Regions from separate parts of the Homo sapiens genome. Here region 2 is linked to region 1. A link is a contact called in ENCODE Hi-C or POLR2A ChIA-PET data. All regions are on one chromosome and are shown on one strand. Each heading gives the region's core, a stretch centred on a gene start or an enhancer-like site at or near the end of the contact. The rest is flanking DNA. Distances are from core to core; before and after follow the strand shown. Region 1 overlaps RFC1 (replication factor C subunit 1). Region 2 has its middle 81 kb from the start of MIR574.

Evidence for each region. Hi-C counts contacts between places; a loop is a spot of excess contacts on that map. ChIA-PET counts read pairs that join two places held with the same protein, here RNA polymerase II (POLR2A). Pooled maps may share reads with other maps.
Region 2: a pooled map shows a loop between it and region 1 (4-fold over the local background). The contact joins two enhancer-like sites. A Hi-C loop is called at or near these places in 4 of 37 single-sample maps with no recorded cell type and 10 of 50 pooled maps. POLR2A ChIA-PET finds 5 or more read pairs at or near these places in 6 of 52 experiments (Caco-2, HEK293, OCI-LY7 and 3 more).

The regions. Positions count from the first base shown.
Region 1 is chr4:39,352,557-39,355,256 of GRCh38, forward strand. All of the region lies in intron 1 of RFC1 (replication factor C subunit 1), which reads right to left. Among named protein-coding and RNA genes, the nearest start is that of RFC1, 12 kb to the right of the region's middle. RefSeq lists an enhancer at 1,539-1,588. Within about 2 kb of position 1,420, at least 8 of the 41 ENCODE cell types and tissues checked have a DNase peak (open chromatin) inside an H3K27ac peak, as active enhancers do.
Region 2 is chr4:38,947,201-38,950,104 of GRCh38, forward strand. No RefSeq gene overlaps it. Among named protein-coding and RNA genes, the nearest start is that of MIR574, 81 kb to the left of the region's middle. Within about 2 kb of position 1,616, at least 10 of the 41 ENCODE cell types and tissues checked have a DNase peak (open chromatin) inside an H3K27ac peak, as active enhancers do.

The sequences.
Region 1 (2,700 bases), core at 170-2,669:
CTGTGTGATCTTGGGCAAGCTACTTTATCTGTTTTCTCCTCAGTAAAGTGGGACTAATACTGACCCTTTATGTGGATTAATTATGCATCTACCACAATTCTGGCCCAGTAAAAATCTTACCCTCACCTCATTTCTGAACTATCATCCCTTCATATTACTGAAACACTCTGTTTATCATTATCTCTGCTTATAGAGAAGGGTATAAGAAGAAAAAATAATGAGAATGTAGGATCTGAATTCCAAAGAACTGGATTTAAGAACCACCTGTATCATTTTCCCTCTTCCTATCCTTGATGGTTGTAATCACCAGTTTTTATCACTTTTTATCCCTACAACCTACCTCTCTTTATTGCCTGAGAGAAATGCCTATAAAAGTACTTTGTAAAGTGTTAAGAAAAGTTAGCAATTATTTCCTAGATCCTGACAATAATTGTCATACTCTTACAATGTCAAAAATCCCAAATAAGTGTGACACACACACACACACACACAAATAACTGTGGCTAAGCCAATAAACAAAGCAGATAATTGAAGTACATAGCATGTTAAATAATTTTTTTAAGGCCAAGTAAGGTAGCTCATGCCTATAATCCCAGTACTTTAGGAGGCCAATGCAAAAGGATCACTTGAGGCCAGGAGTTCAAGACCAGCCTGGTCAACATGGTGAAATCCCATTTCTACTAAAAATATGAAAATTAGCCAGGCACGGTGGTGCATGCCTATAATCCACCTGCTCTGAAGACTGGAGCACGAGAATCGCTTGAACCTGGGAGGCAGAAGTTGCAGTGTGGCGAGATTGTACCACTGCACTCCAGCCTGGGCGACAGAACGAGACTGTCTCAAAAAAAAAAAAAAAAAAAAAAATTAAAAAAAAAGATTAAAGACTTCTCTGGCTTTATATCCTCTTTTGTAAATCTCCTAGTTACAAATCCATCCTAATTAAGTCTAAGTTTAAAAGATACTGCTTACAGACTGGGTGTCTCAGCTATGAAACTGAGACATCTGTATCAGATGCTAAAGAGGAGAAGAACAATAAAGAAAACCACAGTCTTTCCTATAATTACAGAGAATCAAGTCTGAGGCTGACAACTACTTTATTGCTTCTGGAGCAAATGAGTTTCGTATCAGTTTCACTTTTGAAATTACACAGTGATTCTTCACTCAAACAATCATGACTGTTCTAAGTGAGCTCATAGATGGAAACATTTTAAAAATAAAAAGTAGTGATTGTTTAAACACATACACACAAAGACAGAGTGATAGTGCATGTGTGCCATGGAAATAACCAAACTGTAAATTAATAATCTGGTTAAAGCAAGTGGTGGTTTTCAACCTGTTTTCGGACCAAAAATGCTTAAAACTGAGAAGAGAAAGAAAACAAAATGTAATTCAGGAAACAGAGCCACTGTTAACACTGATCTGTCTGGTTTTTGTCTGTACAAAAATCTGCACTGCCACTCCTTAGCACTGTTACACCATTTCCTCCCTACGTAATTATTTCCACTCACATCCTCCTTTCTTTCCCTTTGCATTACTTTACCCTACTCCCCTAAACTCCCCCACACTCTGATGGCAACGTAAGAGTTAAAGAAATTGCAGCATCGTAACCTAACTCAGTATACACTAAAAATCAAAGCTTTTAGAAAATAATTTTCATCAGAATGGAAGCCATTCTACTCATACTTTTTTAGAACTATCTCCAGTGTGAGCAGCCATCTGAGGTATAAACATCTAAGAGGCAAAGGTCAGCAATTTGTCCTTAATTTATAGCACGTGACTTCACCTGACTGTTCCAATTAACATTTGCTGTCCAGTGTTCTAGACCTTCAAAGACTTCATGAAATGCAGAAAAACAAGTCTAACTCCCAAATAATGAATCTAAACACTTCTCTTGCCTGCACAGAATAATTCTTGTTGAGCATATGAGTGGAGAAAGGAACAAATATTTAAATTTATTTTTCAATCTTGGCAAGTAGAAGTCCCTCAAAGCAGAACATCAAGGCCAGAAACCATCCCTAAAGAAAGGCAGATTTTACTACACAAAAAGTGCCATAAACAAAGTTAAAATGCAAGCAACAGAGCTGGGCACTGTGGTGCACACCTACAGTCCCAGGTACCAGACAGGCTGAGACAAGAGGATTGCTTGAACCCAGGAGTTCAAGTTCAGCCTGGACAACATAGTGAAACTATCTCAAAAAAAAAAAAAAAAAAAAAAAAGCAACTAACTTAAAAACATCTACAACAGGCTGGACACAGTGGCTCACGCCTGTAATCCCGGCACTTTGGAGGCCGAGGCAGTTGGACTGCTTGAGACCAGCAGTTTGAGACCAGCCTGGCCAATACAGCAAAACCCCATCTCCACTAAAAATACAAAAATTGGCCATGTGTGGTGGTGCACACCTGTAATCCTAGCTACTCAGGGGGCTGAGGCACAAGAATCGCTTGAACCTGGGAGGCAGATGTTGCAGTAAGCCAAGAATGCCCCTTTGCACTCCAGTCTGGGCGACAGAGCGACACTCATCTCAAAAAAAAAAAAAAAAATACACACACACACACACACACACACACACACACACACACAACAGGCCAGGTGTGGTGGCTCACACCTGTAATCCCAACACTTTGAGAGGCCAAGGCGGGAGGATCATTTGAGCCCAAGAGTTTAATACCAGCCAGGGCAACACAGGGAGACCCCCATCT
Region 2 (2,904 bases), core at 366-2,865, 410 kb before region 1:
AAGGAAGTTCAGCCTTCGGCAGGCTGAAGTAAAGTGCTGAATACAAGGTAGGGGCCTGAATAGGGAAATAAGAGAGTTCCTTTGCGGTTTGTAGAAATTAGCTTCCCCAAGGTGCTCAGATACCTGGGAAGTCACCTTCTGCACAGGCGGGCCATGGTGTTTTCATGTTAGAAATAAAGGCAGACAGATTCCAATCATAGCCATCCCGGAGGTCCAGGATATAACATCTCAGGAAAGCAATTTAGCAACAATTTGAAATGAACATTTAATTTCTCATCTTTCCTAAAAACGTGTGTGTGTGTGTGTGTGTGTGTGTTGAACAGATGGGGTTGATCATAATACATGACTTCAAATGATTTAATTTTTTATAAAAGCAATTATTTTTCAGGGTTAAGCTAGTTTTTTCTATAATGTAAAAACTGCCCTTTGATCTTCCTCCTAAGTAAGCGTGCCCTACATTTTGATATGCAGATCCAGGCTTCAACTTGGTGTCTTAAATTACTGTGTTTGCAAAGGCTCATCAGAAGAGATCATACTGAAAATCCATTTTAGAACTTCAGTTTCGCTCTGGTTTTGTAGTTGATTAGAATTCATAACACCATAGGAGTCTATTCAGACCAGCCATTCTTCCCATAAAAGAAAAAAAGGATATAGTTAACCATGTGTTGTATTTTTCTAGATTATCTCATCACTTATGCAAGTTTATGTTCATTTTCTGTATGTCCATCTGTGCTGGATGGTGCACTAGAATATCTACTATTATCCAATTCTGAGGAAAGATATTCTATTTTTTTTCTTTCTTTCTTTCTTTCTTTCTTTCTTTTTCTTTCTTCTCTTTCTTTCTTCTTTCTTTCTTCTTTTTTTCATTTTTTTTTCTTTTGAGACACACTGTCACTCTGTCCCCCAGGCTGGAGTGCAGTAGTGCAATCTCGGCTTGCTGCAACCTCTGCCTCCCAGGTTCAAGCAATTCTGCCTCAGCCTCCCGAGTAGCTGGGATTACAGGTGCACACCACCACACCCGGCTAATTTTGTATTTGTTTAGTAGAGACGGGGTTTCACCATGTTGGCCGGGCTGCTCTCGATCTCCTGAGCTCATGTGATCTCCCCACTTCAGCCTCCCAAAATGCTGGGATTACAGGCGTGAGCCACCACACCTGGCCTATTTTTTTTTCTTAGACCCTGAAAATAATCTGAATTATTCTACCCTTTGAACATTTTACCTTTACCAATGATTAAATTATTATACCCCAAACAGTAGGAAATGTATTAATGGTATTTCTGCTATTTCTGGTGTCTGGGGTCATCATAGACTGGGAATAGAAGCTGATTAGGGAGGATCAGAATTTTGTGTTGAGATTTAAACTACATTTACCTTTGCATCAGAGTGAATTTTTCTCTGCCTGAGCTGTCAGCCAAAAAGCAATTGGATTATATCAGCCTGTGGTCACTGCTGACTCACTTGACAGGCTTGTCTCTTGTATTAGTCTCAAAGGAATTCTATATTGCAAAAGAAGAATATGTTTATTTCTTAAATGCCTTCACTGAGTGCAGAAGTTTAGGGTGATCCAGAGATGTTCTATTTCCCGGCCCTGGGTTTCACCGTCAGGCTTGGAAGCTGCCACTTGGAAGGAAAAGCAAGCACAGAAGCCAAGGCCAGATGGATGAAAGCTTGGCAAAAAACAAGGCTGAGCTTCTGCCTCTGAGTCTCTGCCATCTTTATCCTTTTTCTCTCTCAGGATTTTATTTTTTTTTTGGCAATCACCAAGTACCTGTCTCCAGGATCAGCTTTTAACATCCTGCCCCTCTTTTCCATATCTCTTATTTCCCTTCTCTTCCTCTACATTTTTTTGTCTTATTTCCCCATTAACCAGAAAACAATTCATACAAAAGATTCGGTCATAATCACCAACATGCATTTATTGTGTGCTGGGCACTGTGCTGAGTATTTTATTTGCATTATCCCGCTTCATCTCCGTAATCACCCTATTAGGTAGATATTATCATGTCCCTGCACAAATGAGAACATTGAGACCCAGAGACATTATCTACCTTGTCCAGAATTACACAACTAGTAAAAAAAAAAAAAAAAAAAGAGCCAGGATTCAAACTCAGGTCAGTTCAGCCTGACTAGCTAGCGAGCATTTTTAACTATTAGACAGAGCCTCCCAACAAAACGAATGTAACATGGTTATTTTTAGAGACACCTGCACGCTCAGATTAGCTCTAAGGTAGATTTGAGCTGTGAGGTAGATTTGTAGCTGAAAGATTTGGTTGTCAACTTTGGTTGTTTCCATGCAACTGAGAACAAACTGAGACTAAAGAGACACAGAATGCAGCCACATGAGGTTATTTGGCCTCTGGGTGGTTCTCACCACAGGCCTCTTCATCATTTCACAGACGTTTACATCAAGCAGTTTCCTGGTCATCATCGACTCAGCATCCTGTCTCACAGGTGACTTTGATATCACAAAAACGTCTCCATTTCCTTCTCCCTTCCCCTTCTCTGGTGCCAAGGAAGCCCATTTGTACATAACCACCTTCCTGAAAATCCTTAACCCTCTCCTACCTTCCCAAAGCGTGGGGTTTGTTTACTTATCTAGACAGCCTTTAAGCTGAATCTTCAGTACCAAGCTCTGTGAGACACTGATTGATGTTTAAAGAAGTACTGAATAATGCCTTTCTACCCCTGAACTTGTTTCCTGTTAAGCTCAGGAACTAATGATCATGGTGGTGGTGATAGTGATGTGATGATGATGGCATACTTACTGATCAGTCGCTATGTTTGAGACACAAAGTACACAGTCTCTACCTCTACAATCTCATTTAATCCTCCATATCAACCTTAGGAGATAGCTACTATTATTATCATTTCCATTTTACAGATGGAAAATGAAGCTCAGAGAG